2 separate regions of the Mus musculus genome follow, and region 1 is linked to region 2. The links are chromatin loops, found by intact Hi-C in ENCODE. Cell type or tissue: heart. All regions are shown on one strand. Links, peaks and the distances in the headings refer to the core of each region. The heading gives the core; the rest is flanking DNA.

Region 1 (12,428 bases), core at 2,655-10,654, 100 kb after region 2:
AATAAAGACTTTGTATTCACACACTGGTACATTGGACACTGGACTGTGAGACAGGAAGGCAGAGGCGGGTTTTGAGCAGTTGGGAGCCAGGGAGCAGTGGTTTAGTTGATGTCTTTACAAAGAGCCTCCTGCCTGCAGGAGGGATGGAGGACGTGAGGGGCCAGAGAGGGTAAGCTTCCTGAGCCGAACCATCAAGCCTCAGCCCAGAGAGGCAGACAGACTACGGCTTGGGGGAGCAGGATATTGCCTGCCAAGGAACACAGTGCTGGCTGCAACTGTAGTATGTATTCGTGTACCTGTGTCATGGTGTGTGTATGGAGGTCAGACTACAATTTGAAGGGGTCCTCTCCTTCCACTTTGTGAATCCCGATGGAATTTGGGGTATCAAGCACCTTTGTCCAGGGAACCATCTTGCCAGCCCTTGGTGCAATTTTTGATAGGGGAGGGCCGCTGAGCAGGGACCCCAAGTCTGGATGGAATCGTATTCAGCAAGAGAAGGAAAGGGCACAAAGGCCCTGTATTGGTTACTGTCCATGTTGCTGTGATAAAATCCCGGACAGGAGAGAGTTAAGCATGGGAAGGGTTTACTTTAGCTTGTGGTCCATCACGGCAGAAAAGGCCCAGCAGCGGGAGTGCAAGCTCAACTCTTGCTCCTCTTGACTCCATGTGGGACTCCAGCCCACAAGATGGTTCCACCAAAACTCTGGTCTTCCCACATAAACATCTCTGGAAGGAAATGGCCTCATAGATATGACTGGTGGGGTGTCCCTAGGCAATTCCAAATCTGGTCAAGTTGGTAATCCACCAGTGGCCCTAGGGCAGGGATACGAGTGAGACAAGTCATGGGGCCAAATTCTGCACTGCTTTAAAATCATCAGAGACACTTTTCCATGGATAGGTGGAGTTAGTTCCCTCACCCTGAGTCTGAGCTCTGCATTGCTTGACCAGAGGGCAGTGGCAATGTCAGGACAGATCTGAGACTTCAGAGGAGGCAGGGTGGCTCAGTGGGTAAAGTGTTGGCTACATAAACATGAGGGCTAGAGTTCAAATCCCCACCACTCGCATAAAAAGCTGGGTGTGGTAGTGCATGTGTATAAATAACCCCAGTGTCAGGTGGTGGAGGCAGGAGGATCAACCCCCAGGGCTCACTACCCAGATAGCCTAGGCTAAAACAGCAAACTACGGGTGAAAGAGTCAAAGCTCTCAAAAAAAAAAGGTGGTCCAATGGTTATAGCCAAAGCACTGGCTGTGTATGAGACCAGAGTTTGTCCCCCCAGAACCACATGAGTGCCAAGTGAGTGTTGTGCACCCCATTAATTTCAGCCTCAGTAGGTGGAGATTGTGTCCTGGCTTGTAGGACTGTTTTTAGCTTTGGTCAAGCTGGAGTCACATGAGGAGAAAACTCAGTTGAGAGAACATCCCTACCAGATTTACCTGTGGGGAGTTCTCTTGACTGATTAATATGGGAGGGCGGGCCCAGGTCTCTGTGGACAGCACTCCTGGGCTAGTGCTCCTAGGTTGTATAAGAAAGCAGCCTGAGCAAGGCGATAAGCAGGTTCCCTCCATGGCTTCTGCTTCAGTTCCTGCCTTGAGTTCCTGTCTTGACTTCCTTCAGTGATAAACTGTAAAGCTGTGAGCTGAAATACATCCTTTCTCCCCAAGTTGCTTTTGGTCATGGTGTTTCATCACAACAATAGAAACCTTAACTTCAATGGGACCCTTAGAGCAGGCTGGTTAAAAAGACCACTATCCGAAGCTCTGCATTTGATTAAGACTACCTTGGAGAAGCGGGGCATGGTGGTTCACGCCTTTAATCCTAGCACTCGGGAGGCAGAGGCAGGCAGATTTCTGAGTTCGAGGCCAGCCTGGTCTACAAAGTGAGTTCCAGGACAGTCAGGGCTATACAAAGAAACCCTGTCTCGAAAAACAAAACAAAACAAAACAAAAACAAACAAAAAAGACTGCCTTGGAGAAAGCGATTGATGATTCTTAACATCAACCTTGGGCCTGCACATGCAACCCCCACATGTGTGCCTAATGGGATGCAAACAAGGTAGAGAAGTGATCAAGGAAGGAAGCCACCTGTGTCAACCTCTGGACTCCACACATACACAAATAGGTTAAGTGTACCTACACATACACACACCCATGTGTGCGCACATACGTGCACACATGCACACTTTTGGAGGTTCTTGTATTTTCATAGACATCCCTCATGCTGTAAGGAAGCTCACACTACCCATGGAGAGCCAAGGCACCCAGTTCACCTGCTGAGCTTCCGGTCACTACTGCCATAGTCATGCACCACCTTCCAACTCTCTCTGCTGACACGGGCTAGAGAGGGACAATGTCCCCATGACAAATGCCTAAGCAAATGGCTTGTGCTGCTCTTGGCATCTGAACATTGGAATGATGTGAACGGACTCACAGGATGGGGCTGCTGGCAGGCACTGCACCATGAAGGGTGGGTGTCACAAAGGATGGGCTCTGTGGGTTTACTGTCACGGTTGTAAAGAAAGATCAAAGAATAGGAGGAGGGACCCTAGGAGCATGGCAGATGGACGTATCTCCAGAGCACAGATGAGGGAAGAGGTGGCCTTCAATATGGTAGGTGAGGCTTGGTGGTAGTCCAACGGAGAAAGGGGTCAAAGATATGTCCATAGTTCTGGGTCTGCTTGGTGTGGTGCGTACTCTGCCAAGGCCAAGAGTGTAGTTCAAAGGAATGGGTGTATCTGAGGGGCATTCTCAATAGGGGAGACGGGACACTTGGGAAGGGAACAGACAGCACTAGGGAAACCAAGTGCCCAGTATGGGGCTCAGGCTTCGATGCTGTCCATGGCTTCTCTCTGGAGTCCCATAGGAAGCCATGTCTAGTTCTTCTGGCTCCCTGGGGTATCTATAATGTGCTTGTCAGCAGGCCCCGAGGGGCACCCAACAGATGGCAGGCTGGCATTTCTCAAGCAGAGGCTCCGATTTTTGCCTCTGTTCCTGCATGGTGAGGCTGGGGAAGAGCCTGTAGCCTCTTGCCTCCAGGAGCTAGGGACCCATCAGCCCTGCCCCGTGACAGGGTGGGGATAGACCTTGCACCGTCTTAGAGACTTGGGAGAACAGCTGCGTTGGTTTCTCCCACTTTGCAATCTTAGCTTGAGGATGCTCCAGCCAGGTCCTTGCCAGGGTACCCATGGCTGCCAGGCATGTCTTTGGGGCCCCACACAAGGACTGCAGTTCATGGGGGTTGCCTACCTGGCAATGCTAGTGACCCTGGAAACTAGATCTACGCATAGACCTCCTTCTGAATGTCAGGCGCTGTATGTTAATGAGACGTGTAGCCAGACTGTGGAATACTTAATGACTTAGAAAGATGTTCCTGACATATTGTTGTGCAAGGGAAAAGTCAGGTTTTAGAACAGAGTGTGGACTGATTCATCTTCACTCCTGGATCCACTACAGCAAAGGTGCCCTGGCCTTGTGTGTGGCCGGTGCCGTGTGCGAGTGTCCCCACAAGCATGCGAGGCTTTTATTCTCTCGGGCTATTTCTGCAGTTGTAGTTTTCAGGGTTTTGTGAATCCATTCTGGAGTCACACCTCATCGAGGAAAAAAATTCAAACCATCAAATCTGCCAATAATTGAAATTAGCAAATCTGCTCCTTAATAAGCCTCAGCAACAGAGATCTGAGAGATAAAGATGGTTTCTCCGCCCGCGGCCCGCACAGGAGAAAGCTATTTTTAGAGAGGTTGTTCACTTTTTTTTTTTTAGCTGGTGAATTCTAGGCTGGGTCTTGGACTTTGTTGTTGGGAATTTTGGTCCTGGCTTGCTTTTGGCCAGTACGATGGGGACTTTCCTTCTTGAGGGGACACATGTGAATGGCCATCATTCAGGCTGGCTCTGCCACATCCTGCTTCTGGGGAGAACCTCACTGACTCAGCCTTGAGAAACTGGGGCCCCAGTCGGGACAGTGGGTGTCACCCCAGGTCAGATGTGCTGTGGTCAGGTGCAGGCCACGGCTGGCCTCGGAGAGAAACTGAGTTTCCTTGTCTGAAACATGAGGCGTATGTCCTAAGAGTAGATGGAAGATTTGGGGGTGTGACTCTGGTCAGTTTGGAACCCCTTCCACTTTGGAGGTGGAGACTCTCCTGGAGGAACTTGGGCTGAGAGAAGGGGATCCAGATGTCTGGTCCCCATCTTGCCCTTCTTGGCTGTGACCTCTTGAGCCCCTTTAGGCCCCTTGACACTGTCTGCAAAATGAGGAACAAGATGTCTGCTTCTCTTAGGTTTGAATAAAGACAAGGGTGTGGGGGCTGGATGTGGCTCACTGGAGAGTGTACACTTAAGACAGCACAGGGCTCTGGGTTCCATGCTCTGCACAGCACAAATGTGAGGGGCACCCACTGGCGATATCCTCCTAGGGGTCAGGACTGTCCATGGAGATGTGTGTCCACAGGGTGCAGCCGCAAACTCCTGGCAGGCCTAAGGGAGAGGTCTTCCCTTAGGCCGTGTCCGAGGCAGGGTGTCAGGTCAGGCTCTGCACAGACAGGACGAAGAAACAGCCCCATCTCCCCTCCTCGGCCATCTCAGGACAAAGGCTAAAGCCCATAGTAGGTTTTCCCGGCAGGCTTTTATTATAAAGAATGTTCCAGAGAGTCCCAGCCTTCCCCTCCAGCCCAGCCCCCTTGGGCTGTGAGCCAGTCTCAGCAGCTATGGGGGGTGGGGTGGGGGCTGTGCTGGGGACAGATGAGTATTTTCTGTCCCCTGGAACAGTCATTTCCAGTGTGTCACCGGGAGCCCCTGGGGATCTGCACAAGCGGCAGCTATTCACAGTTGGTGCATAAGTTTTTGTTTTAATATATAAAAGTTTTTTTTTCTTAAAAATCAAAAAAAAGTGGTGCTCTTTAGAAACACTTCCAGGAAGACTGAGTAGTCCAGCTACAGCCCTGCATCCTCGCCTTCCTCCCTTTCCTGGGGCCAGGAACCCCCCAGCCTGTCCCCCTCTCTCCACCGTTCTGTGGGCAATGGGCACTGCCCATGCTGCCACTGGCCAATGAGACGGCTAACAGCTGACCTGGTTTGGAACTGTTGGTGGCCAAGGCCCCCTCTGGATGAGGGACACAGACAACTGCTTGGTGGCTGAAGCAGAAATTCCCTCTGCCAGGTGGATGAGGTAGTGTTCTGGGATATGGCCACCTCTCCCAATGTGTGCTGAGCAGCCTGAAACAGTGAACAGGCAGGCATGGTCCAGGCTGTCCTGGTTGGCAGGGAAAGTCTTATTAGGGACTGGCAGCGATCGATATTCAAGGCCTTCATCCTAGAGTTGGGTCTTGGGCAGGTGGAGGGGACAGAGATGCCCCAGGGGACAAGGCCAAGAGCTCGGCAGCCGGGCACTAAGAGGCCAGTGTCCCCCACTCCTAGCCCAGCAGGCTCCTCTGTCAGTTCCCAGCCCAAGTGAGAGATGTGGGGAAGAAACCAAGTGGAGGCCAAGTGGCCTGCACGCCGTCTCCCTGGCCGAAGCTCCTGGTCACTCTTCTGCATCAGGCCTCGCTGTAACACTCATAGATATTGTTTTCCATCAGAGCCACCACCTGTTCAAACTTGTGCTGTAGCTGGGTCCTGCGGGCTGTGGGGTTGGCCTCCAGGGCAGCCATGATCTGAGGGGAGTTGCAGTGAGTCAGATGTGCCGTGCCTGAGAGCCTGGGAGGCCACCCGCCAGAGACCTCATCAAAGTGCCAACACCCCCGACAAATCTAAAGCGTTGTTATGGGCTAAAATGGGCAAATCTTGGGAGGGGGAACTCACCTGTGGTCGATACCTCTTAGCATATTTATAAATCTCAGCCATGGCCACGTTTGTGTTGAACTCATTCTGGTATTTCTATAAAGGTGGCACAAGAAGAAAGGGGAGGTATTTTTACTTGTTTGCTTGAGGCAGGGTTTCTCTGCATAGCCCCCTGGCTGTCCTGAAACTTGCTCTGTAGACTAGGCTGGCCCCGGACTCAGAAATCCACCCGCCTCTACCTCCCAAGTGCTGGGATTAAAGGTGTGTGCCACTACCAACTAGCAAAAGGAGAGGTTTAACCCTACAGATGAGGACCCAGCCTGTTCACTCCCACAGCCTGCTGATAGAATACATTTAGACCCCTGCGAGCTGGGCACACACTGGCTTTCTGGAACCAGGATTCTAACCTCTCATATCTTCAGAACACTCCACCTCATCCTTGGACTTTAGAAAATACATTGCAATGAAGATGCCAGGAAAGATGGGAAACAGAGACTACCCCCAAATTCCTACTGTCCCCCTGCTGCATCCTAATGGTGCTGGTTTTGTCCACTCCTCAAAGCCAAGGATATCGTTACTATCTCCTGGCCTAGATCCCAAAGGCCACCTACCCGAGACTCCTCGGCCAGGTGTGCGTTCATTTCCTGCTCGCTGAGCGGCGTCATGTCTTGGATCTGTTTATAATAGCGCTGTACGGTCTTCCGGTACTCAGGGATCTCCTTCGCGTACAGAAGCTTGTTGGTGGGTGAGTCCTGGGCAGGGAGACCCGGGCAGTTTGGGTGGCTGAAAGATGGGACTTGTCCCCACTGCCACCTAGAGGGCCTTGGTGGCTCCTCAGACATGGCTAAACAACCCCCATTCAGTCAGACTTTGGACCAGGGTCAGTTGGTCTCTTCTGGCCCTCCCTCCCTCCCTCCCTCTTTCCCTCTTGCATGGAGGCCCTGCCCCACGATGCTGTCAGGCTTTCAGGGTGGTGACCACATGGGGACTTTCATTTGAAGGGAAGAGCTCCTAGGCTGTGTGCCAGCAGTACTCCGCTGCACGCAGCCCGCAGCCTGTCTTGTTTACTCCCTTATTAGGGTGATAGTATTTGGTGGCTGAGATGGTTGGAAGCTGGTTCCTGACTGCGGGAATGGTTCCCACCCTGCACTTCCAACACCTCAAAAGCACCATGTGCTAAGACGTATGCTGGCAGCTCTCTGTTGTCACGGGAATGCATGTGTGAAGTGGTGACATTTCATTTCCCTTGTGGGCTGAGACTCCTGAGCCCTGCCCTCACCCCCCTCCCCCCAGCCAGCCTAGCTCTGTGATCCCATGGGCACTCATGGCCTCAGAGTTCTGGGCTACCTAGGTCACCTCTCTTCTCAGAAGGCCTTTATGGCTTCTAGCCACTGAACCGGCATATCCTCTGCCCTTGGCAGGTGCCGTGCCTGTGGAGCTCGCTCTGGCTGGCCATCTGCTCTCTGCCTGTCTTGAATGACTCCGGTAGAGTTCAGGCACCCGCCCCCCACCCCCCCTTCAGGAGCAGCCAGACTAGTTAACCTTGCCCAGCTGCAGGTCAGAGATGGAGCAGGCATCGATGAAGGCCTGTGCGATGACAGACAGGCAGGCGTCGATGTGGTCCGTCTTCTCTATGTCGAAGACAAACTGGGGATTTTTTAAGATGTTCACCCAGAAGCGCAGGGGAAGGCTGTGGGGGCAGGGACAGTGGGGATGCAGGAGCTCAGTGGAGGGCTGGGGAGGTAGACAATGCTGGTCCTCGCAGCCCCTGAAGCCTCTGGATATGTGGTGTCCTTCCCCTGCCAGCTAGGGGCCAACCCTCACCCCAGAGAGCCTTCCTCTCCTTTGCACGCACACGAGACTCCTGGTTCTCATTAGAAGCCCCCACCCTGCTGCCTGTATCCACACTCCTCCCCCACCCGGCCTTGCACGAAGAAGGCAGGGCTGACTGTCCTTGGGAGGCCAGAGAGGGTTGGGGACAAGCCCCTGCTCAGCCCTGCAGAGCCTGGGGTGCCTGCCTGCCCAGCCCCACCCCGAGCAGAGAGAAACTGCAACTGAATTTGCACAGGCATTTCTCTGAGGGCCAGGCTAAGAGTTCTGGGACCTTCTTGGCGGGGTAGTATATGACCCCAGAAAGCGAAGAAGGGGCCTCAAAGGAAGCTACATATTAGGTGTGGGAGTCACAGCCAATGTGCACTGCCACTTCCCAGTGTGTGCCCTTGGGCCTGGGTGACTGCTGCTCTGTGGGCCTTCGCTTCTCTCTGTATGATGGGGCATTAGCGGTGAGCAAAGGCAAGCTTATATGATGCTTTCTGGTTTCACAGAGGGGACACTGCAGCACCAGAGCTAAGTCTCTCACCGGAGACCACACAGTGGGGAAATGGCCAAATAGAAGCTGATTCAAGACAGGAAGCATTCAGGCCAGGCTCTGCCCTCATCTGCCCTGGTGCTTTGGCTGCCCTGATGCCATGATACCATTGGTGCTCTAACCCCATTGGCGCCCCCCCCCTCACCCCCGTGCAACCCCATTCCTCGGCCACCACCTGTTGGTCTTCCAGATATGCAGGGTGTCAGGGTCGGAGATGCCTCTCTTCTCCGCCTGTTCCTCTAGGAAGTCAAAGAAATACTTGACAGCCAGCGGGGGCTTGTCCTCTCGGATGCTCAGGATAGCCTTGAACAGGTCATCTAGGAACTTCTGCAGCGTGCCCTGCAGGGAAGATGTGGGACATCATTAGCCCAGCCTCTGAACATCTCTGAGCCTCAAGATTCCTGACTGAGTTGTCAATGATGCTTTCTTGGAGCGGGGGAGAGGAGGACCTGGGTAGCAGGGAGGTAGGGCTCAGAATGTGGCCTCTGGGTGTAGGTCTGAGTCTTGTGACTTGAGGCCACGGAAGTAACCCTGGGTCCTCTGCTGCCTACTGGGTGGCAGGAAGAACACGGACTTCTTCTTGGAGCACGGGGACCCCTTTATTCCCCTACGGGGTGGACATGGAGGCTGGGCCCACCTTGGTGGACAGCAGGCGGGTCAGGTAGATCTCTGGCAATACTTTCTTGCGGTGGCTCTGCCGGTGAGATTTCTTAGGCTCTACCAGCTCATCCGTAGGTAGCACCTGCAAGGTGGGCAGGGTTGGTCCCCAACGGCACCCTCCTCAATCCTCCCACGGAAGTCTGCCCTGTGTTACCCAGCACCCGGCCCATCCCTGCTCCCTCACCCACTCTGGCTTTTCCCAGGGCCTAGGAGCTCTTTCCTGGAGGCTCAGGGAGTCAGAGAGCCAAAGCCCCGCCCAGCAAAGCCTGCTCCCCAGGGCCTGAGGCTGGGCACTCACCAAATGGAAATACTTTTCTGTGTCCAAGTCTTTCACTGCAAAAGGGAAACACAGGATAAACAAATGAGGGGGGTTGGGAAGGTAACCCGAGGGGGATGGCGAGAGGGGAAGACTGGGGGAGAGCCAAGATCTGGCGTTCTACTTCAGGATGGACCCTGGGACCCTCATGGATCTGGGCCTAGGGCCTGTAAGGACATGGTCTAGATTTGGAGGCAGGGGTGTGGCCTAGAGCCCACAGGTCATGTAACCAGCTCAGACCTGGCCACGGCCCAGGCCTCTTGGAAGGGCACGTGCCCTCCTGGGGCCTTGCTGTAGCTGCTGGAAGCAATCAGCTTTTCTCTAGCAGCATGGAGGTGGGGACCCCCTTTCCAAAACTCAGTTGCCCCCCACCCAGCACGGCTCTGAAAGGGCCCAAGAAGGGAGCCCTCACATCACGCTTGGGTCACCTCCCCAGCTATGAGCCATACCTCTGCCCAGGGTACTGTCCTTCTTGTCTGTGAGGCTCATGGCTAGGGAGGCGCCCTCAGGTATCTGACAGAGGAGAGGAGATGAGGTTAGACGTATGAGGTTAGAGGGGAGGGGTAGGGTGGCTGGGCCAGCTTAGGCACCTTGTAGTGGGCCAGTGTGTTCAGTTTCTTACGGCCGTCCTCCACCACTGATGTGTCATCCAGGTCCCGGAGGACGTAGCTCTGGGTACTCGAGGCAAACCATTCTGGAGGTGAAGAGGGGCATCAGGACTACAGAAGAGGTGGCCCCAGGGGCAGCCACTAGCCTGGACCACAGTAAAAGAAACTTCCCATTCTCCTAGAATCAGAAGCAAGCGACGCCCCCTGGGAGCCCGGCTGTTCACCCTAACTGTCCAGAGTACAGGGCAGGGCCTAGTTCAGGGTGAACTTTAGGAACAGTTTCTGGTAACCGGTCTGACCACGACTCCTACGCATCCTTCAAAACCCAACCCGAAAGACCTCTTTGGAAAGCGTTTCTCGATTGCTTTTTGCTGTTGCCCACAGCTGCAGAACAAGGGTTTGTTCCTCAAGGGGAGCCCTGGGGCCTTGACTAACACAGGAAAGAGGCTGCAGCAGCCAGCTGCGAGGCATGGTGCCCGCCCTTGCCCACCAAGGTCCACGTCCTCCGCCCGCGGCCACTGTGAGTAGGGGACGTTCTTGCAGAAGGCTTCCAGGATCTTCTCCTTCACCTGCGTCAGCGTGTCGGTGTCCATGGCCCGCACGCTGAGGGAGTCCATCCCACAGCCCTGGAAGGACACGTTCAAGTTCTGCGCAAGAGAGGGGGGTGTCAGCCGATGGCTACTGTCATGATAAGGCCTGGTGACCTGGCTGGGGAGGCTCAGGATAGCCCAGCTAAGAATGCCCTCCTGCTTCGGGCCCCGGGCCCTGCCCCCGGCTCACCCGGGGCTTGGCCTCAATGTTCTCCCTCAGCAGCCACTCCTCGTTGAGTGTGTAGCGGGCTTTGCCTGTGATGGCGTCGATGGAGCCTTTGTTGATCTGCTGCTTGATGGCACACAACAGCAGGAAGAACGGCTCACCTACTGTCTCCTGTGAGGGTCAGGGGTCAGGGGTCAGGACCCCCTCTGTGTTCCAGCTTCCAAGCTCTGGCCTGCTGGTATCCCCCACACTCCCTTCTACTGATGCTGACACCCACTCCAGGGTGTCTCCACTACATCCCAGCCACATACCCAGAGACCAGCCCTTGTTGCTGAAGCTCAGAGAGGGCAGGCACCCTGCACAGCAATGCATAGCAAGAACAGGTAACATGGGACTTGACCTACGAACTCCTATGCCTGAGATGTTGGAGCCTTCCAGGGTGTAGCTGAGTGGAAATGGGGCTGAGGAGCCCCCAGGGAACCCCATATGGATGCCTCTGGCGAGTGTTGGCCCAATCAGGCTTCCCACCCCACCTCCTGCCCTGGCCACTGCCATTACTGCAGCCCCAAGCTAGCCCTCCTCGTCCCCCTAGACTAGTGCCCAGCTGTTCTGTGGGTGGGGGAACGGAACGACCCGTGGTGAATTGGGCTGGAGGAAAAATTAAGTTTGTAATAACATCAGGCTGCTTTGGCAGCAGCGTCAGGGCAGCTGCCCGCCCAGCTTCCTGCTGTAGTGGTCTGGCCTGGAGTCCCCAGCACCCCAATGTCTGGCAGGGGAAAGGCCAGGCTGAGGTCACCCACAGTGGCTGAGAAACCTAGGTCCAGAGTCTATGGTGGTCCCTGAGAGCTCAAAGTGCGGCTTCTCTCCTACGATCTCCATTTCTTTTCTACTCTCTGACTGACCCTCATTTGACAAAATGAAGCTAAGGACCAGAGAGGGTAATAACTCGCCCAGAACTACACAGCCAGGTTGCCACAAAGACTAGTACACAAACCCAGAACAGTTAAGGCTCTGGTTCTGGGTCCTATCTCAGGATTCCGAGGTGAGTGCTGGGCCCTCTGCCACCATTGAGCAGGCCCTTGAATTGTGCTTCATGATGGCCTGACTGGCCTAACTTCAGAGAGAGAGGCCCTGGCTGCTGAAAACTCTGTGATGTCTCCTAGTCCTGATCTTTGTCCACAATGTAGCCTACATCTGGACTGCCTTGTTGGCCCCAAAGCCCTGTCTTTTTTCCACGGCTCCCCTGGGGTGCAGGATGAGTCACCTGCTCCAGGAAACCTCTTGTCTTTTTCCAACCAACAATCAGCCAGGCTGGGCCAACCTCTGTTCTGTTGAGGTTTTGCTTCTGTGCCCCTCCCCTAAGGAGAGGAAAGCTCAGGATTGAGGGACCTGACCCTCCTCCAAAGTCCAAAGACCCTCTGCTTGCATCTCCCCCGCCTCGGACCCCCCAAGCTTAGGACTAAGGCTACAGGACAAGACTCAGCCTCCAACTTGCCCTGGAGATGCTGTGTGCCTCTGGAGCCAGCTAGCCAGATCTCCAAGCTTCAGTTTTCCCCACTGTCAAGATGTGACCCCCTCCCTAGGTTTTCCAGTTGGCGGTGGGGGGGGGGCGGCGGAGGTGGGGGCTTCTGGGCAGAGAGGGGACTCACCCTCAGGCAGCCGTACATGCAGATGGACATCCAGTTGGTAAGCATCTTCTCCACCACAGACTCCGTGCGCCGCAACATGAGCTTGGGGTTCTTGGCCGCCGAGGCGTCGATGAGGTCCACGAGCAGCTCCTTCATGATGCTCGTATAGTACTCCAGCTTGCCGTGCAGCGCGATGGTCAGCAGGGACGCCAGGCTGCACCTGCACGCACAGTGTCAGCAAAGCTGAGCATCCCCCTGGACCAGAGTGCACAGCGCCTCCTACAGACGGCCAGAGGACTCTGCCTCCGCTGGGAGCCGGTGT
Region 2 (12,428 bases), core at 2,330-10,329:
AGAGGTGGTAGCAGCCATCACACACCAGTCTTCCAATGCTGAGCATCCTGGCTGTAGCCAGCTGATTACCTCTCTGCCATAATTAAGGGCCTGATGACCAAGCTCAAAGATCAGTTACAGGATGGAGATGTAACTCAGTTGATAGAGTGCTTAGCTGCCACGCATTAAGCCCTGGGTTCTGTGCCCAGCACCACATAAACTTGCATAGTGGCACATGCCTTTAATTTCAGCACCCAGGAAGCAGAGTCAGAAGGATACAATTTCGAAAGTCTCTCCAGCTATACAGTGAGACCCAGGCTGGCTGGGATACATGAAACCCTGTTCTCAAAAATCACTTAGGGCAGATATTGGGATCAACTGGGAGAATATATCTGACGCTTGACTCTTCTTCACTATACTCTCTATCTCAACCCCATCCCGGCACGAAATACAAGATCCGCGAGGGTAGACAGTTCACCACACAGCTAACAGAATTTTCATGCACTGAGTACCTTGAAATGTCTCAGAAGTAAAGTGTTTCTTGGCTTGTGAGCAGCTGGGCATTTCAGAGCCATCCTGTAAAACACCAGTATGCAAATGTGCCTCCCCCTTTCTGTCTCCCTTCGATCTGATTTCCTCTGATTCTAAAAAAGTCTGCTCACGATTTGCTTCACCTGCTGCTTCAGTTGAATGGAATTTGTTTGTGGTGCCAGAAGTTACTTGTATGAAACAAAGATCCAGTCCTGGGCTTGGTGATTTTTCTTCCCCAGCCAGGCCAACAGTCTCCCTTGCACAGGCATCTGCAGGGCAGAGGGTTCTGTTGAGTTGACTTTCCTGTGGCACCAGCTCGCGATCAGCACCCACCTTCTGAACCACAGATGCTCTTTTTCTGTTTCTTTGAGTAGACTCTAAGAGACTCTTCCTGCACTTTTGTTTGGTTTTCTGACTTGCAGTTCCTTTCAAAACAGTCACCTTTCTTTTGGACTTTCTCCTCTTCTCAGAGTCAACATCCTGAATGTCCCTATGTTCTCTCAATAGCAAGCAAGCCGAGTTAGAGTTAGACAGTCCGCTGCTTTCTGGCGACTCTGAAGTACCACTGGGCAGAGGCAACACATCTGTTTTCCACTTGCTTCGTGTCTTGAGGTTCTGCTTTGAAACGTCAGTTTCATTTGGCTGCAGGGAAGTCAGAGCTGCCAAACTTTGGTGTTTATAACCGGGATTGATGCTCCCTTTCGGCAGTACAGTAAAATCAAAATCTTCAGGCTTAAGAAAAGTCTCCCCATTTTTGAGAAGATAATTAGCAAGTGAACGTTTTGATCTGAACTTCAATCCTTGTGGGCTTAAAAGGAAAAAAAAAAAAAAAGAGTGACTTTTTAAAAAGAACTGGACCACATTTCAGAATTCCAATTAATAGTTTTAAAATGTCACCAAAGATGTTTGGCATTTTAAAGCAACAAAAAGTAATAAATGGCTTTTCAATAGATTCTTCTATGATAGTATAAAATCAGCATACAAATGTAGCTTAAATCCAAATGTCTCATTACCATTGAGAACAGGATCAGCACTGTGTATATGTGACTGTCCCCAAATCACTTGATACAACCAGTGACACTGAAGGAACAGTAATGATCTTATAATACATTATTTATTTATTTATTTATTTATTTTTAATTATTTAATTATTTATTTATTTTGAGACAGGGTTTCTCTGTGTAGCCCTGGCTGTCCTGGAACTCACTCTGTAAACCAGGCTGGCCTCGAACTCAGAAATCTGCCTGCCTCTGCCTCCCAAGTGCTGGGATTAAAGGCATGCGCCACCACTGCCCAGCTACATTTTTTAAAATGTATGTGTGTGGTATATGCATGTGTATATGAGTGTTCTCATGTGTACCTGTGCATGTGGAAGCTTCAAGTTAAAAATCAGGTGTCCTTGTTCACTTTGCTTGAGACAATGTTTTTCACTGAGCCCAGAAGTCACAAAATCCAGCTAGTCTAGCTGCCAGCTTCCCCTGGGGATCCCATCTCAGGCTCCTGAGAGCCAGGGCCACAGGCAGCTGCTGTGCCCACTCAGCTCTGCAGATGGACTCTGGGGGTCTGAACAATGACAAATGCTTTATTCCCTGAGTCATTCCCTTAGCCTATCAACCGCAGATTCTTGCTATCCTTTCCCATTACGGACAAAAATCACTTGGCGGTATTGTTATTTTCCTTCCTAAATGCTTACCTGATAAAGTATACATCAAATTTTCCTGCAGTTTTCCCAGATAACCTTTGCTTCACAACTCTTTCCCATCCACACGGGACAGGCTTGTGGCCTTCTGTCGCTGTAGTACTAGACAGAGTAGAAGCAGTGGGCTCTTGGAGAAGGGAGCTGCGCTCACTGCTTATCACCAGGTCCTTTCCATCTTCTCCCACTCCTCCCAGTCCAACAGCAATATCTTCCTTGCTGGAAAAACAAAACCCAAGTGATGAACTTAAAATTGCTTTTACCCTGCTTCCTCAGTTTCTGCCCACAGCAGTATGAGACTGTATAAAATACAAATTAAAGTCAGTGAGCTAGTCTTGTGCCATGAGGATTGTCCAGCTCTAACAACTTCTTGTCCTTCAACATGAGTGTCCTCCTCCACCTTGATTTTCAAACAGGGTTTCTCTGTGTAGTCTTGGCTGTCCTGGAACTCACTCCATAGACCAGGTTGGCCTCCAACTCACAGAAATTTGCTTGCTTCTGCCTCCCAGATGTTGGGAAGAAAGGCATATACCATCACTGCCTAGCTCAACATGGGTTTTTAAATGTTAGGACTCTCCACACAGTATACCTGCTAAACTTTTTCTTAATTCACACTATAGGGATTCAATAAAGGATTCTGATAACAGTTGTTGGAAGTCTGAGATATGAGCCAGTAACTGAACTTTTCATCTGAGATCAGACAAACTGCTCAAATGAATCACCCCCTCTTTCCTGCAAACATGTAAGGGGAACACTTCACATATGTGTGCATTTTTGAGAACCAACAACTACCACTTTTGTAAAATAGCATGGCCCTCCAAAAGCTACATAATTTCTGGTAAGAACTTCCAGCTCTCTTTCAGTCTTGATTCTCATCACTTTGTGAGGTTAAAATGTACTCTCATTGGGTGGTGAAGAGATGGCTTAGCTGTTAAGAACACGAGCTACTCTTGCAGAGGTCCTGAGTTCTATTCCCAGCAACCACACGATGGCTCACAATCTTCTAACTGTAATCACATGGGACCTGATGCTCTCTTCTGGTATGCAAGACAAAGCACCCACACCCACACCCCATGTATATAAAACATATATATAACATAAATAAATAAATCTCTAAGAATTATTTTACTCTTATTGACAAATTGTGTGATAACAAAATCAAATCACCTGCAGAGTGGACCCCGAAACCTAGGCCCACCTAATACTTCTCCCATACTGTTATGGGGGGGGGATAGTTCCCACAAAACCTCCAGTGCAGTGGATCTCTTCCCCCTTTAAAGAATTTATTTATTCTTATTTATGAGCACCATGAAGGTGCTGAGGCCTGAATGGACTTAGATCCCCTGGAGCCAAGTTATAGATGGATGTGAGCCTCTGCTGTGGGTGCTGGGAACCAAACCCAGGTCCTACAGAAGAGCAGTAAGTGCTTTAAACAATTGAACTATCTCTCCAGTGTTTAGTACAGTGTATTTTAATCACTAAACTATACATTTTAAAAGTGAGGGGTTGGAGAGATAGCTCAGTGGTTAAGAGCACATATTCCAGGAGACTCCGTACCCACATCAGGCAGCTTATAACACCCTGCCTGCAACTCCAGCGCCAGTGAACCTGACACCTCCTCTGGTCTCCACCAACACCTACGTATATAGACAAACACATAAAGAAAAAAAAGTGGGTCTCTAGAGAGACCTTCTAACCCAACCTACTTTCTACAAATAGGGAAATAGGGACACTAAGCAAGACCTAGAGACTAACCACAATTAGAACCATGGCATTCTTAGATGGAATTTGGCGTTAGGTATCAGCTAGAAGGATCTTATAGGGAGACAAGGTAACTGAAACCTGAGGGAATCCCTACAAAACTGTTAGGTTAACAAAATGGGTCAAAACCCCAGCTCGCTACTTATTATTAGCTGATCTTCCAAAGAGAAAGTCACTTTGAGCTCAAAATCTCCGTTCTCCATCTGTAAAAAGGAAGTAGCATTAAAAAAAAAAAAGTTTTGTTGTTTGCTTTTGAGCCGGGAATCTTATGTACCATAGGCTAGCTTTGAACCCACGACGTACCAGAGACTCATCTTCAACTTCTGATCCTCCTGCCTCCACAGGCAGACGCCGCCAAGCCCGGATATTCGGTGCTGTCGCTCGAACCCTCGGCTTTGTGTTTACTACGTAAACACTACCAACTTAGTTAAATGCCCAGCCCTTAAAAGTGTTTGAGCGCCCAAGTTTTGGGACATGCAAATACGTGCATCATTTTAGCCCGGACACAACAGTAGCTTCCTCTGTGACTTGTCATAGGGCTATTTCTGAGGGTCCCTTCCGGCCCAGGCTAACCTGCTTGCATCACAAAACCTCCCTTGTCCTCCAAGCTCCCCAGTCAGTTCGGCCAAGGAATCGGGTACACCCTAGTCTTGTTCCCACAGGGCGACAGCTCTAGGTGCCACCTTGTGTTAAAGGTTAGGAAGACCCACACAAGAGCGACTCCTCTGAGGCCCGAGAGAGGTTTAATAACTTGCCAGCGATCCCAAGGCGGGTCTGGAACTAGGCTCTCTCCACGGACTCTGTTGTCCCCAAGGTTTGGGCTCTCCATCCCTGCTGCTTTGGTCCACTGGGGCGCAGCTGCAGCTCCAGGCCGAGAGGTGGAGTAAAACACAACTCAAACCACTGAGCCGAATCCAAACACCGACGTGAAAGTCAATCAACCCACACAGCAGCCTTCCCGCCACCGCTTCAGCTACAGATGCCACAGCCAGGGTCCCGCCAATCAAACCCTCTGTCGTCAAGACTCCCCGCCCCACCCACCTTTCCGGACCAATCGCTCGTGTCATACTTACGCTTCCGCCTCCTGCGTCCCTACGCGCCCGGCGCTTCGGCGGAGGAGGTGGGCTCCCTTTTGTACATGCGCACTTGGAGCTTTGGGAAACTCATGCGCGGTTCATTGCGCATGTGCGTTGCTAAGGGTAGCGCAGGTAGCTGAAGTGGTTTGTGGAAAGAAGCCTGTTGCTGCCGAGGCTGGGAGGAGGGGCCCGAAGCGTGAGGGAAACGGCGATGAGGGCCGTGTTGACGTGGAGAGACAAAGCGGAGCAGTGGTGAGGAGCGGGAACTTCGGGGATGGCGGGGAGGCGGCAGGAACCGGCGCATTGCCATGGCAACGGGCCTGCGGCCTGGACCGAGGACTCTGATTCCGTGCCTTCAACTTCCCAATGGAAGAGAAGCTGAGATTCCTGGAGGGGCATAGGGATCATCTGAGGGAGGCTGGAGCAGTTTATACGTCATCATCATCCAATTTCACTTCTCTCTTCTCAAAATTCCTCACCCACCAGTGTTTTCTCAGCTTCCTAACCATCCTCAAAGTGCCCACACTTTTGTTTATCTGACATTCTTTAAATTTCTCCTGTTTTTGTTGGTTTGTTTTTGAGATAGAGCCTCACTTTAAAGCTCTGGTTGGTCTGGAATGCACTATGTTGACCAAGCTGGCGTTGAACTCACAAAGATACATATGCTTCTAGCTCCCCAGTGCCGGGATTAAAAATTTTCGAGCAGGAACAAACAAAACGGTGTGAGTAACTTGCATCTCGGTTCTGAGCATTTCCACCTGAGCTGAGATCTACTGTGTCTGAAACAGGACATTTCCATGTACGGTCAGAGAAACATGTAAGATGCGATCAAGTCAAGACATCTCTTGATTGGGAAGTTTGAGGAGTATTTTCAAAATTAGTACTTAAGAGTGAGCTTAATTTAAAGCTTAATTTTAAATACTGAGGATTAAGGCTTAGTATTTAAGAGCACTTTGGATAAGTTCCAGGACAGTCAAGTCTACACATAGAAACCCTGTCTTTAAAAACAAAAACAAACGAACAAAAAAGAAAAAGAAAAAAATATATAGTAAAAAAAAATATTGGGCTGGAGAGATGGCTCAGAGGTTGAGAGAACTGTCTGCTCTTCAAGCGGTTCTGAGTTCAAGTCTCAGCAACCACATGATGGCTCACAACCATCTATAATGACATCTGGTGCCCTCTTCTGGCCAGCAGGTGTATATGCAGGAAGAATGCTGTATACATGATAAATAAATCTTTAAAAAAAAATCAAAAAGTGTTTTAAAAAGAGAGAATGACAATAGAATGACTCTGTCATCTTAATTAATTTGGTATGATTTGATATCCTATTCTATTTTGTCATTAAAATCCACCAGCCAGGAACACATTTCAGGAAATTCTGGCTTGACTAATTCTCAGCTTGACTCAGAGTCTTCTTAGATGGTCTGGTCTGTTCCCCACCACTGTCTGTCCTGAGACTTTTCCTTGTGAGACCTTTCCTGAGATCCTGAACGTCCCTCAAGGCTGGCTTTGGAGGAACTTGCACAAAGAGCAGCTAGTGCTGACATGATTCCAACACTAGCTAAGACCTTGTGCCCTTTACCTCAGTGTCTCTTCACAGCAGCTCTAGGTAGGTACTGTCATTATCTCCACTTTACAGATGAGAAAACTGACTTATAGAGAGGGCAGATAGGTACACATATCTGGGTGTGATGGAGCCAGCTTGCAAGCTCAGGCCACCCTGTTTCAAAGCCAGTTCTCCCAGGCTCTGATTTCAGTTAGGTGAGTCACGTGAATGGGTGGCCCTTACTTGTATTAAATAGAAGGGATTTCTGTTACTTGCGGGACATTTTTGTACACCCTGCTACTTGGAACGCATCACCTTGCCAGCGCCTTTCATTTTCATAAACACCTTTGAGGAGGTTAGCAGTAGGGTGCTCAGCAGTTGAAGGAATCTGCTGCCAAGGATAATGATCTGAGTTCGATCCCTAGGGCTCACATGGTGAAAGGAGAGGACCAAGTTGCCCTTTGACCTCCAAAAGTGCTCCATGGTACACATGCCTCAATAAATAGCTCAGCACTTAAAGAAGGCTTTGATAATACTTTTTTGAGACAGGGTCCCATGTAGCCCAGCTGGCCTTAGGCTTCTAGTTCTCCTGCCTCATCTTCAGCAGTGCTGAGGTAATAACAGAGTTTATTACTTGTCTCTTCACTCTAGTATAAGATTACCCACAGCCAGGGGTGGTGGTCCATGCATGTCTTTAATCCCAGCACTCAGGAGGCAGAGGAAGTTGGAGCTCTTTAAGTTTGAGGCCAGCCTGGTCTACATAGTGAGTTCCAGCATAGCCAGGGCTACACAGTGAGACAATCAAACAAACAAAAAGGAGCACCGGTGCACAAGGTGGCAGTCACTGGCAACCAAGCATTGGCTTCCATGTCAGAGCAATAGGGAGTAACAAGGGCTGTGGCAAACTGGAAGGCTCCCACTCTGCATGAAAGGGGCAGCTGCTGCTCTGCTCCTGCCAATTATCATGGGTAGAAATTTGGCCTAGTGTGTGCAGATCTTCCTATTTTTACCAGAAGCTAGGAATCTGCGTTTGAAGTGTGAAATGTCCTGATTTTTTAAATGTTGGCACCTAATTAGAAAAAAAAAAAAAAAAAACAAAGTAAAACACCATGTGAGCCAAGCAAAACATTTGCTGGTCAAATGCAGCCTGCTCTGCTCTGTTCTCAACCCCTGGCACAGAATTTTGTTCGTTCTGCTCTTGTGCTTAAGAGTCTGTTGGGTGTAAGAGTTATTTTTTAATCTGTTTATCCCAGAAGTCTTTTAACCTTGTAAAAGCAATGGCTGTATTTTGTTTCCAAATGTTTCTGGAGCCTTTTAGTATTTAGTGAGTAGATGTGTGTGTGTTCATGGAGGAATAAGTGAATGAAAGACCAGTAAGGACTGGCTACCTGCTTTTAGGGCTGTTACAGATTTGAAGCAGTCTATTAGAGCAGGAGGTGCAGAGATTCTGTAGGCCAGCAGCCTGATGATGGCTACATATGCCAGCTGACGTAATGGAAGGAAACAGAACAAAACTCACACCTAGATAGAATCCAGCCATCCCAGATGCCCTGACTAGCCCCGCCCCGACTCAGTCACAGGCTCCTGCTCTGTGCTTGTGCTTCTGGTCTGTTCTTCATCCAGCAAAAGAACTCACTCAGGTCCTGATACTGTGCTTCTGTTGCTCTGCTCCTCATAAACCCAGAGTGACCCCTTCCATGTCTTTTGCTGGGTGGTCCCCTGGCGTTCTTGCCTCTAGGCTTGCTAACATTTAGATTATGCCTTGGAGCTTAGCCAAAAACTCCATTTTCCTACCCAAAGATCCTTCTTAACTTATTCTTTCCATCTCCTCTCTCCCTCTTACTTCCCCTCCCCCTCTTTTGTTCTTTCTTTGTGTGTGTGGAATGTGCATGCATGTATGTATGCAGATGAACTTGACTGTGCATGGGCATGGGTAGGTCAGAGGTTGGCATTGGTATCTTCCTCTATTTCTGTCCACCTTATTTTATTACTTATTTTTTATGTTATGTAGGTAGGTGTTCTGCCTGCATGTATGCTGGGCACCACCTGAGTGCCTGGTATCAGCAGATGCCAAAAGAGGCAATCAGATCCCCTGAAACTGGAGTTACAGACAGTTGTGAGCCACCATGTAGGAGCTGGGAGCCCATACCCTCTACGAGAGTAAAGAGTACTCTTAAATCTTATTTTTTTGAGATAAGGGTTCAACGGTGAATTTGAATTCACCATTTAAGCTAAACTGGTTAGCCATCAAGCCCCTGGGACCTGCCTGTTTGCCCATCTTAGTCTCTGGGGTTACAGGTTTGACTTGTTGGCTCAGGCTTTACTTGGAATACTGGGGATCTAAACTCAGGTCTTCATGCTTGCTTGCAGAGCAAGCACTTTACCCAGTGAGCTATCTCCTGACCTCTAAATGCTTTCTCTCTTAATTTTTTCTTTCTGAACTTTTATCTTTCTTCCTTCCTTCAATATGCTGCTCTAGGTTCATCTCAACCACAGTGCCTTAGTAGGCTAGCCCACCTTATTCCAGGCAGGCTAGCCCACCTTATTCCAGGCAGGCTAGCTAGAATTGAGAGATATTGTGATTGATTGAGGAAGCTAGGGGTGTGGCTCAGTGGCAGAGAGCTTGCCCAGCATGTGTGAGGCCCAGAATTCTTAGCACCACATTAAAAATTTAATGAAGTGATATAATTTGTCTGAGATTGCAAATCCCTGCTACTCAGGAGGCTAAGACTAGGAGAACTTCAGCCTAGGAGAGAGCTCGTCTCAAAAAAAGTAGAGGGAAGTCTTGGGTCTCAATATGGGATTGTCGGGGGAAGACAAGAAAGAGTAAGCAGGGTAGCATGTATGCCTTGTAGTGGCTTTCAAGGGCACCTTGGGATTTCAGTATGCAGAGGATTTCAGTTGGCAGGGCTCACCTCTCATCTCTCAGCAGTGAAATCTGAGCATGCAGTTTTTCTTTTTCATAAAAGAGGACAAGTTGGGAAAGAGCCTGCCATGGTAGCACAGACTGACGGAGGGCAGTAAGTCTCCAGCCCTAGAGTATGCTGGCTGAGGCTAGATGGTCATGTGGAGAGAGCATTTGCCCTGGGTGGAATGTGCGAGTCCATGATAAAGTCTGCATCCTTACTAATTTGGGGGGGTCTGTGATGTTGTAATATTATTAAAACCCAGGAGTGGGGTTTAAACATAAAATCCTGGCAAGTTGCCAGTTATGATCAGTGTGTCAGGCCCCTGGTCTAACATATAACATAAAACTTGGTTATTGCCTTCAGGTTGAAGACAAGTGTATTAAGGAGGCATGTTATGAAACAGTCGAATACAGAAGGCTAGGTGCTTGAGAGTGAGACTGAGTTGTTTAGATTCTAAGTACAGCAAGAGGTGACTTGGGCATCAGACTGTTTGCTGCTCTTCTTTTTGGAGCTCCAAGTTTGGTTCCCAGCACCCATGTTGGACATTGCATAATCACAAGTTAGATATGTATGTTGTAAGTACTTCAGGACATCCAGAATGTGAACTTTAACATCTGGGAAGATTGTTCAGGCTTAGCCCAAATAAAGTAACAAACATGGAGATGACTTAGTAGGTAAAGGTCCTTCCTACCAAGACAGACAACCTGAGTTTGATCCCTGGGACCAACAGTACTCCGGAAAGAACCAACCCCTGCTAGTTGTTCTCTATCACACATGCACCCAGCATGCCTTTGCCTCCTAAAGTAACTCCTGCCTATCATCCCAGCAGTTGAGTGGTGGAGGCAGGGGGTTCAAGGTCATCCTCAGCTACATCAACGGAGAGGCTGGGACCAGACCAGACTGTTACACATGCATGAGACTGTGTAAAAAACAACAACAGCAAAATGCCAGGTGAAGTGGTTTACATCTGTAATTTCAGCATTTGGGAGGAGTACCATAAGTTCAAGGCCAACCTAGTTTACAAAAGAGTCCTAGATTAGCCTGGGCCAGAGTAAGAGCTGGCCCCAACAGATATAAGTAGAACTAACTCAGTAACTGTCAACTCTTGGAGAAGAGGTCCAAGAATCATTATGACTGATCCAGATGTGTACAGGCAAGAAGCTTCCATACCAAGGACTAGATGAAGGGTGCAAAGCCATTCCGAGCTAATGCCTCAGCATGAAGATTCACAGATGCCAGGCACTTTACACAAGGCTAGCCCATGACCCCTGGCTTTAGGAGGCAGCTCTCTACCTTGTTTTATAGTAAGGGTGAAATTCAGATAGGTCAGCTTTCCTGGCCCCAGCTCCCCTCTACCTTTTAGCCTATCACTTGCTGTTTTGAATGTGAAACATGTCAAGGAAGCCCAGGTCTATTACCACAAAACAGTGAAGAAGGACAGTGCAGAACTTGGGCAGGATTTGATACAGAAAGTGGTATGCTGAGCTGGAAAGCCAGAGAGGCGACCTTTGTTCAGCTTCTGTCAGCCAGGCTGTGTACCCTTTCCTTTCCTCAGTGGGCCCGCCCCCTCTACTCCATTATGCCGAGGGAGGTATGTGCACGTGGGTTAGCATACACTTTCCCTGTCACAGCTCTCAACTGTTTGCAAGTGTGAAGAGTTTTTATTCAAGGAACCTTCTAGGAGTCTTTGCTGCCTCTCCACATGACCAACATACAAAGACACAGGAAGTAAATAACATAGTACTAAAACTACAGAAAGGAGGATGGGGGAAGGGAGGTGGCGACCAGAGGGCACTGGGCTTCAGTTAAAGTGGAGGAATATATTTCAGCAGCCTCATGAGGGCCACAGTTATATATTTCAAAATGGCTAATGGATAGATTTTTAATATTTCATTGCAGTAAATGATGTCTATGAGGTGATAAACAAGTTAATTAGCTTCCTGCAATATATATTTATATATTATATAAGCATCATGTTGTACCCCAGAAATATACACAATTATTATTTTTCAGTTACTTTCCAAATTCTACATGGAATGCCTTGAGTATTCATGTAGATAATGATAGAAATGATAAAAAATGATAATACTTTTTTTTTGGTGGTGGTGGTTCTGAGAAGGCAAGAAAGCCATTATGAATTACTTCATCAACCGTGACATATACCAGTAGCAATAAGGAGGGCTACACAGCCTGAGGGTTGACACGTGGGCTTTGGGGCCAGGCTGCTGGGACCTGGCATCACCTCTTTTCTGCAGCAGTTTACTTCCAGGCAAGTTGTTTAACTTTGCAGTTTTCTTATCTGCAAGATAGGCTTAGAGTTGTGAGGTTGAGAGAATTTAGACAATAGAGCATTTACACTGTATCCTGTACGCAGTAACAAATGTACTCAATAAATGTCAGCCACTGGAAAAGCATTCGAGAAAAACATTCGACATACCTGGCAATAATCCAAGCGAGTAGAGGCAGTGCAGTAGGGTGGTTAGGATCCCAGGCTTCTGAGGTCCTTCTGTTTGCTGGGTGTGTGAGGCTTCGTCCCAGCCTGAACCATGCTACTGTCTATAAAGCAGAGCCCACTTTGTCCTTTCATGACCATGGTGGAGTTGTTTCAGAAACCCCAAAGACACCAAACTGACAGATGTTGAAGTCCTCTGTTTTAGACAGCATACGACAGTATAGAGACTTGCAGAGAGCCTAGACTTGCTGCTGTGCTATAAATCACCTCAGGATAGCATTGCAGAGCTGCAGAAATCACTTTCATACTCTGCGGTTACAGAATTATGATAAGAGGAAAGTGCGTGTGCTCACTACAGACATGGCTTTCCCTTGAGTGTGCATGAGTGCATGCTTGTGTACATGCATATATGTATGTGTACATACATATGTGAGTGTGTGTATATATATACACCCACAGGGTCTGATTGTGTAGCTCT

The links. Peaks named below come from ENCODE experiments on the same cell type or tissue, not always from the same donor. Only the 100,000 strongest peaks of a DNase experiment are listed, where the experiment ranks them.
Region 1: a loop joins it to region 2, with 2.4 times the contacts of the local background. A loop is called at or near these places in 2 of 42 quality-filtered maps.

What each region holds. Positions count from the first base shown.
Region 1 is chr6:115,950,214-115,962,641 of GRCm38, forward strand. It overlaps Plxnd1 (plexin D1), which reads right to left. Exons shown (of 36, transcript NM_026376.3): 25 at 12,128-12,326; 26 at 10,503-10,649; 27 at 10,213-10,369; 28 at 9,705-9,808; 29 at 9,564-9,627; 30 at 9,097-9,131; 31 at 8,776-8,880; 32 at 8,314-8,477; 33 at 7,313-7,460; 34 at 6,382-6,522; 35 at 5,792-5,866; 36 at 4,598-5,643. The coding sequence ends at 5,527. It overlaps H1f8 (H1.8 linker histone), which reads left to right. Exons shown (of 5, transcript NM_138311.3): 5 at 1-29. Among named protein-coding and RNA genes, the nearest start is that of H1f8, 11 kb to the left of the region's middle. In heart, for the core only: a CTCF peak has its summit at 6,583 (motif pointing left); DNase peaks (open chromatin) are centred at 6,458, 6,798, 7,785, 9,078 and 6 weaker places; H3K27ac peaks cover 5,001 bases.
Region 2 is chr6:115,848,415-115,860,842 of GRCm38, forward strand. Mbd4 (methyl-CpG binding domain protein 4) reads right to left here and starts at 4,927. Exons shown (of 8, transcript NM_010774.2): 1 at 4,723-4,927; 2 at 2,204-2,425; 3 at 492-1,318. The coding sequence starts at 4,796. It overlaps Ift122 (intraflagellar transport 122), which reads left to right and starts at 5,114. Exons shown (of 29, transcript NM_001167763.1): 1 at 5,114-5,295. The coding sequence starts at 5,255. In heart, for the core only: CTCF peaks have their summits at 4,845 and 6,218 (motif pointing left); DNase peaks (open chromatin) are centred at 5,077 and 8,157; H3K4me3 peaks cover 2,315 bases; H3K27ac peaks cover 4,727 bases.